Linked DNA regions of Homo sapiens: region 1 is linked to region 2. The links are chromatin loops, found by intact Hi-C in ENCODE. Cell type or tissue: PC-9. All regions are shown on one strand.

Region 1 (4,000 bases), 140 kb before region 2:
GACTTTTGGGGCCAGTTCATCCTGTCACTCGACAAATATGTGGGTGCCTCTATATGTCTAGCACCTTCCGAGGCTCCAAGGATATGGTGGTAAACAAAATGGACACAAAATGCCTTCTAAAGCCCAGACAACTAACGTACAAATACATCTTTAGAGCACAACCCAGTCGTAAGTTAGGGACTTCCAGTACTAACTTTGGTCAACTGTCAATGTCTCCAAGAGCGTTGAGGGTCTACATTTTTGCTTAGTGCTTTTGGACAGACATTGAGTTAGAGGACAACATCAGTCTTGGCATTTAATAGTAGATAACGTGAACACAAGAATTGTGTCTTCTCATTAAAGCAGTAGCCCAGTCATCTACCTAGACAGGCAATAATAGAGTGGGAGTTAGATTTAGATAAAAGTGAACAAATCAGAGGTACAAAGAACAATTCTTGTCTCTTCATTCCATATTTAGTTTGACATATTTATTGAGACTTTACAAATTCTTTTTGAACTGTGTTATGAATGTCAAGTACAAGATAAGGAACTATGTTTTTAAAGATATTTTTAGACAGCAATGTTATGGTAAGATACAAGTATGAGCTTAAAGTAAAATGTCTTATCAAAACTGAAAGAAATGTATCCACCTACATCTGGTTGGTATTTCAGATTCATGAAGGAATTTCCAAGTGATTCTGTTAAGAGGTTGCTCTACAGTGAGTGAGTGAACAAGTTAGATTTCTAGCCCTCCTCTGGCTTCCCTTTCGGGACTTGCCTTTATTCTTTTATTAGGGATAGGCACTCCTCATAATTTATATGACAGGTTAATATGCTTTAAAAAAATCTCTCTTAAGGTCCTGTTCAAGTTAGGGAGTTATAACGTGTAAAAGATTCTCAATTTGAAGTACTGTAATCAAAACTTTCACACACACTCATTTTCCAAGAACTTTATAAAACATGCACCAGGCACAGGTAGAAAGTGACAGCCAAGAGTTCAGTGATGTATTATTTCTGGTGCTTTTTTAGCTTTTTTTTTTTTTTTTTGGTCGGGGCGGGGGGATGGAGTCTCGCTTTCTCACCCAGGCTGGAGTGCAGTGGTGCAATCTTGGCTCACTGCAACCTCCGCCTCCTGGGTTCAAGCAATTCTCCTGCCTCAGCCTCCTGAGTAGCTGGGATTACAGGTGCCTGACGCCATGCACAGCTAATTTTTGTATTTTTAGTAGAGACGGGGTTTCGCCATGTTGGCCAGGCTGGTCTCAAACTCCTGACCTTAGGTGATCCGCTGGCCTCGGCCTCCCAAAGTGCTGGGATTACAGGCGTGAGCCACTGTGCCCGGCCAGCTCTCCTTCTTTAAAAGCCCACTTAATAAAGCAGTTAGCTACTTCTAGATGCTCTGGCAGGTGCTGTGAGTATAGCCAAGAGGGTCTGTTACCTATAGAGCTGACTCCAATTGCTGTCATCCACAAAGGCCATTTTAATCTCCTGCTCAGTTTCCAGTCAGCCTCCTGCATCACTTCAGCTGCTTAAGGGACAGTTACATGTTTTACAGCTGTGGCTCTCCACAACCCCACCCTTCTATGACTCAGCCTTGACTGCTAGTCTGCCTGTCAGTATCATTGGCATGTAACCAGAAATATTATTTTCTTATGAACTAAATGATGCAATGACAGATGTTATAGAAATATGCAGGTCATATCAAAACACTCTAATTCAGATGTGGAAGTGACTCTTTCCTCCCCTTTCTCACCTCCCAAAATAATGACATTGGAACTTCAGTCTTGCATTCCAGTTTTACCATGATTAGAAGTGGGTGCTCAAGAGGCTATGTAAATAATAGGTCTCATAAAAACATATTTTTCTGTCTCATGCTACTGTCTCCACTCAGTCAGCTTCATTTCTTCCCCAACAGCTGTGTTGAAAGTACTCTAGGTCTTTTAAAATCTGAATATTACATTATGGAAAAATCTTTGAAATTTATTTGGATTAAAAAATAAAATTGGAAAAAGAAAGGTTCAGAAATAGAGGCTAGAATTCGCTTGACATCGTGGAGAGGAAAATGTCTAGAAAATACCGTCATTAGTAACATGTGCTTACGAGTTACAGAGAGGTCATCTGCTACTTAGCAAGAGTGGTAAATGGTGTAGAAACTATGTGATATGAGACATTATAGATAATTTACCTGGAGAATAGAAGTTAAGTTGATGGCTGCCCTTAAATATTTGAAGGATTTCCATGTTGAAGATAAAGTAGACTTGTTTTGTATAGCTCTAAGGCCAGTATTAGGAGTTTCAGGGAACAGACTCTAGCTTAACACAGAAGAACTTTTTGTTAATTAGACCTTTCTAAAACTGAAACACGCTGCCTGATGAGGCTGTAGGAGCTAGCAGAGAATGAATGGGCATCAGCCATTATAGAGGAACTTCTTGCATTGAGAAATTTGAGTTAAATGGCCTCATGTTCTTTTTTGATTATTAAAAATTCTTTGAGCTGTTTCTAATACCACTTTTGATAGAGATCAATTTTCAAGAATTAGGGGACAATTGGAATCTTATGCATTATTAATTTATCCATTTTTGTATCCAGAGTCTCAGTGCCTCATACAAAGCATTTCCTCAATAAGTAAAGTTTGAACTAATAAACAAGTATTTCTTTATGAAAAGGCTTAAGGTCACAGAAACTTAGGATTTTTATCTTATTTAATTATGGCTTTGTCATTATTTAAAAACAAAAATGACACTGATGATGAGAGACACAGTCGGAATTTATATGAGCCACATTTGCAATTGATTCATGTTAGAAATGCCTTTTCTTATCTAAATGTATAGGAAAGAAACAGTTTTAGAAGCCGAAATGAGAGTTAGTTTGTTTGCCAATTTCTCTTTCGAGCCCAGAATTTCTATTGTGAGCTTTCTTGCTCTGCAAGCCCAAAGCTTAAACATCCTGAAAAATTCTGTACTTTCAGCTCTCCTATATAAATCTCTACTCCATGAGCAGAAGGAAACAGACTAATTTCATACCATTTACTGTTTTCTGTCTCTATACGAATCATGTGAATTAGACTCACCTCTCTTTCAGTTGCACTGCTCGTACTTCAGTACATGTAGGACACAGTAGAGAGAAAAATATCTGCTTTTTACTTTTAAAGCCAATTGCTGGTCTTTATTTCTGCAAGTCTTTTCTTCTAACTCAGCTTTCAGTTCTCTTTCTTAATTCAACTCTTGCAACTAATCCTCATACTTCAGACCGAAACTTAATGGGAAAAGATATGTGAGATTCATCTCTACTGAGAAAACCTTTCATGATGTGATTAATACTTATCCTCAAGGTCTCCTACAAGTGAAGGACAAAGTGGCCCTATGCTGCCTAGTACTAGAGTAACAGCAAATATTTGTCTGTGGCTTAGGGCAAGTTGGAGGTGCCTTTGAAGTCTGTTTGGTAGCCAGGATCTCTCCACCAGGGTAACAGGGTTTAAAACTTGAAAATTTTTTAAACCTTAATCAGCACATTGGGGTTGCTCCTGATAAAGACTCTTGAATGAAAAAAATGGAAAGTACATTCTAGTCTAAGTTTGCATTTTGGAAATCCCCAGTAGGCACACACATGTTCAACAAGAAACTCAATTCGTTTTAACATCAAGTTAATTGCCAACTGTGGTGGTTTTCTGTGGCACCCAGTCAGGGAACGTGTTTAACATATATAATATGAATAATATATATGTATATATATGCATTTTATAAGGAAGATTAATTGAGGAGATAAACAGGAGGTAATAAAATAATTTTAATGACTTAAACAGGCAAAAATGGCTAAAAGCTTTTGCCACCATGGATAAGTTCACTAGCATTTGGTCTCATTACAGCTGAAGAGTTATCTTACTCTTAAAGAGGGGGATAAAAGAAAAAAACTATGTGTTAATAGAAATGTAGATATAATTAGGTAGACTTAAAGAATTATTCTGGGTGCTCACAACTATGTGTTCATGGTTTATCGTTTTCCTAGTGTGACCAGGTTTTGTAGG
Region 2 (4,000 bases):
GGGCGGATCACCTGAGGTCAGGAGTTTGAGAGCAGCCTGACCGATATGATGAAACTCTGTCTCTACTAAAAATACAAAAATTAGCCGGGCGTGGTGACATGCGCCTCTAATCCCAGCTACCCGGGAGGCTGAGATGGGAGGTTGAGACAGGAGAATCGCTTGAACCCGGGAGGCGGAGGTTGCAGTGAGCTGAGATCATGCCATTGCACTCCATCCTGGGCGACAAGAGCGCAACTCCGTCTCAAAAAATAATAATAATAAAATAAAATAAATTTGTATTTTATTACAATAGCATTTGCAGATAGGAAACTCGTGTTTATTATTCCTTTTATGAATTTATTGACTTATGGAATGCCTAATATGTAGCAGGCACTGAGGTAGGCACTGAAGACACACAGGTAAAACCAATACGGCGCCTGACCTCATCGAGCACAGATACATGCAAGATGTGCTATTTATTGTGTCTACAGACAATGCTCACAGGTGGATGGGAGCACCCTGTCTCTGACTCCTCAGAATTAGCAGTTGCTTCCTTCTTTAGCCAGCAAACTTCTGCTGTATACATTATAAACAAACACACAGGTCAGGAATAATACTTGGTTACCAGTAATGTGATAAAGTGTGAACACCCAAAATGCCCTTGACAATGAAAGTAACTGATACGTGTTGATTTGTCACTCTAGGTCTGGAATTTTATGTCTATTGTTCAAAAAGAAAAAAGAAAAGCCTGCTTTTCAAAGTTCTTAGCATGGACATTTTGGGGATCTCCAAAGCAAGACTATGAACTAATAATTTAAAATAAAGAGGCTTTGCTTTAATATCACACTCAATTTTGCTCTTGTAAAAGAATAGTCGGATAGTTAACAATTTACCTGATACGCTGGGTGCCTGCCAAGGTACTTGCCGGTTTTATTCTAAAATATGTCCTGCCAGGGGGACAAATGAGAGGGATTCCTCCATTTTGCATCTGTGTTTCATACCTGTGCTCTTAGCAAAGGAGTAGGTTGTGGGGGAGAAGGAGGGTCTTTTATATTCAGCTGTATGTACTATTTGACATCAGAGACCCCATGAATAATCACTCTTTTTTCCATTCGGCCACCAGCTAGCAGGTTGCAATTCTTTCCTACCTGGAGCGCTGCAGGGGGTGGGGCAAGTGGAGACATTACTGGACATTTGCATTTAAAGAATTAATAAAAATTCCTTATTTGCCTGAAAGCCCCATGAAGTTTATAACCTTGACGCTTTATAGCCCCCTGCACTGGTTTCTCTCCTGGTATGGCCCAACGAAGCAGCATAAATCTGTATTTTAAAGTATGCAATTAGTAATGTGCTACTGGACCGCATCCTGGAACTATGCAGTTCCCTTGGCCACAGAATTTCACAAAAGGGAAACAAACAATACAGAACAATGAAAGGCATTCCCTGAGCGATACTAACCTTGAGGTCACCCATATTAATGGCAGCTATTCCACGTGAACATTTCTTACTTCGAGCAAACAATGTGTCGAGGACAAAAAGGTCAAAACTGCCTTTCTTTGGGTTGACATAAAAGAACTTTTTAATTATTCTTGCCTAGAAATGGACATTACTGGGACTTCTGGGGGCTGATTTTCAGGGTTTAGTTTGCAGACCTACCATAGGATGCTCTGAGATCCACCCTTACAGCAGTCCCTGAGCCCAGGCAACCTCTAGGGTCCTGCACCCTTCTAGGGAAAACACAGAAAAAGGAGATTAGGGCTGTTACCAAGACCACTAGACTCCTGAGAATGGGTCCTGATGGAAGAAGGTGGGAGTCTCCACCGCCAACACCCTGCAGGTGCAGGGAGGAGGTGGGAGCACTGGAAAGGGAGTACCTTTGGAAAATTCAAGAATATTTCCTAGGTCGGGTGCGGTGGCTCAGGTCTGTAATCCCAGCACTTTGGAAGGCCGAGGTGGGTGGATCACTTGAGCTCAGGAGTTCGAGACCAACCTGACCAACGTGGTGAAACCCCGTCTCTACTAAAGCTACAAAAATTAGCCAGGTGTGGTGGCAGACGCCTGTAATCCCAGGTACTCGGGAGGCTGAGGCAGGAGATCGCTTGAACCCGGGAGGCGGAGGTTGCAGTGAGCGGAGATCGGGCCATTGCACTCCAGCCTGGGCGAAAGAGCGAGACTCTGACTCAAAAAAAAAAAAAAAAAGATTTCCTGACCTCAAGGAGAGAGAAAGAACCTAGGCCTGGGCTTGGCAACTGAAGAACACCAATTAGGGCTCCACAGGCCTGCCTCTCTTGTGTAACCTTTAAAAAGGAATTTCTTGGAATGTAAATGGAATCCCAAACTGGTGAGGCCACTCAGGGATTTGGTAGAGACTCAAGCGCCCTCTAGAGGCGACGCTGCGGTGTCTGGTCATTGGGCTGCTTGAGGAGGTTTGAGGAGGCGTGGGCGGTAGAGGGTAGGGGTTGGGGTGGGGTAGTTACCAAACACAAAAACAGGAGAAGGTTGTCAAGACACAGCACCCCTGGGAGCTGCCAAGGCAGCCCTAGTTAATAAGAGCGGTTCCCAAAAGCAGCAGTATCTTCTATTCCTGATTGTCACCCTTAAGGGAAACTGAAATTAGTCTTTGCTGACTACTTAACATCTGGGGATAGAGTGGGGAGGAAGAGCAGTCTTGCTTTGTTTTTTGAGACAGGGTCTTGCTCTGTCACCCAGGCTGGAGTCCAGTGGCGTGATGACAGCTCACTGCAGCCTCAACCTCCCAGGCTCAAGTGATCCTCTCACCTCAGCCTCCCAAGCAGCTGGGACTACAGGTGCACACCACCACGCCTGGCTAATTGGTAGTTTTTCCATCTTTTGGAGACCACTTTGTGCTCTTGAGCCCTTTTATGCTACACTGTCTGGATCCTTGACTCCAAAATTAATTCTTCTTATTTCTTCCTCTGAAAAACCTTTGCAGACTTCAACTTTACCACCTATCCGGGAACCTGACTCAGGCCACTGCCTCTCACAATGTCCCTAGTGAGACAGCCACTCTACAGAACATAGCTTGCTCACCACCGCTCCCACTGCTCTGACCATAGGAGGAGGCATCGTCCTCCCTTTTGCCACACCTTTGTAACCCCACAACAGGCTCCTCTAGTGACTGACTCATCACAGCAGAACACCACCTAAGGCTTCCACAAAGGTTCAAAAGCAACCAACTGGAGACAATATAAGATCACCTATCTTCTAAAATGTGAACTAAATGAATTAGAATTATCTAGGGTGTTTGTTATAAATAAGATTAAGGACCACATTCAGAATTTTATTTATTATTATTATTATTATTGTTATTGAGACAGAGTCTCACTCTGTTGCCTAGGCTGGAGCGCACTGGCGCAATTTTGGCTCACTGCAACCTCAACCTCCCAGACTCAATCTATCCTTCTACCCTAGCCTCCCGAGTAACTGAGACTTACAGGTGCACACCAACACGCCTGGCTAATTCGTGTATTATAGAGACAGGGCTTCACCATGTTGCCCAGGCTGGTCTGAAACTCCTGGTCTCAAAGCAATCCTCCCACCTCAGCCTCCCAAAGTGCTGGGATTACAGGTGTGAGCCACCATGCCCATTAAATACTTCAAATTTTAATTAGAATTTCTGGAAGTGGGTCAGATATCTGCATAGATGGCAAACTTCCCAGGTGGTATTTATGCACATTAATATTTGTTTTTGGTTTTTCTTTTTGAATTTTTTTTTTTTTTTTTGAGACAGAGTCTCGCTCTGTCGTCCAGGCTGGAGGGCAGTGGCACCATCTCGGCTCACTGCAAGCTCTGTCTCCCGGGTTTACGCCATTCTCTCGCCTCAGCCTCCTGAGTAGCTGGGATTACAGGCATGCGCCACCACGCCCAGCTAATTTTTTGTATTTTTAGTAGAAACGGGGTTTCACCGTGTTAGCCAGGATGGTCTCGATCTCCTGACCTCGTGATCTGCCCACCTTGGCCTCCCAAAGTGCTGGGATTACAGGCATGAGCCACAGTTCCT

The links. Peaks named below come from ENCODE experiments on the same cell type or tissue, not always from the same donor. Only the 100,000 strongest peaks of a DNase experiment are listed, where the experiment ranks them.
Region 1: it touches region 2 in a loop (10-fold over the local background); 1 of 110 quality-filtered maps calls a loop at or near these places.

Annotation. Positions count from the first base shown.
Region 1 is chr12:95,761,703-95,765,702 of GRCh38, reverse strand. All of the region lies in intron 2 of NTN4 (netrin 4), which reads left to right. Among named protein-coding and RNA genes, the nearest start is that of NTN4, 27 kb to the left of the region's middle. In PC-9, no CTCF peak of the experiment used is centred here; a DNase peak (open chromatin) is centred at 1,602; H3K27ac peaks cover 2,021 bases.
Region 2 is chr12:95,622,133-95,626,132 of GRCh38, reverse strand. No RefSeq gene overlaps it. Among named protein-coding and RNA genes, the nearest start is that of USP44, 73 kb to the right of the region's middle. RefSeq lists a silencer at 2,355-2,424 and an enhancer at 2,432-3,386. In PC-9, a CTCF peak has its summit at 2,387 (motif pointing left); DNase peaks (open chromatin) are centred at 2,292 and 3,062; H3K27ac peaks cover 1,065 bases.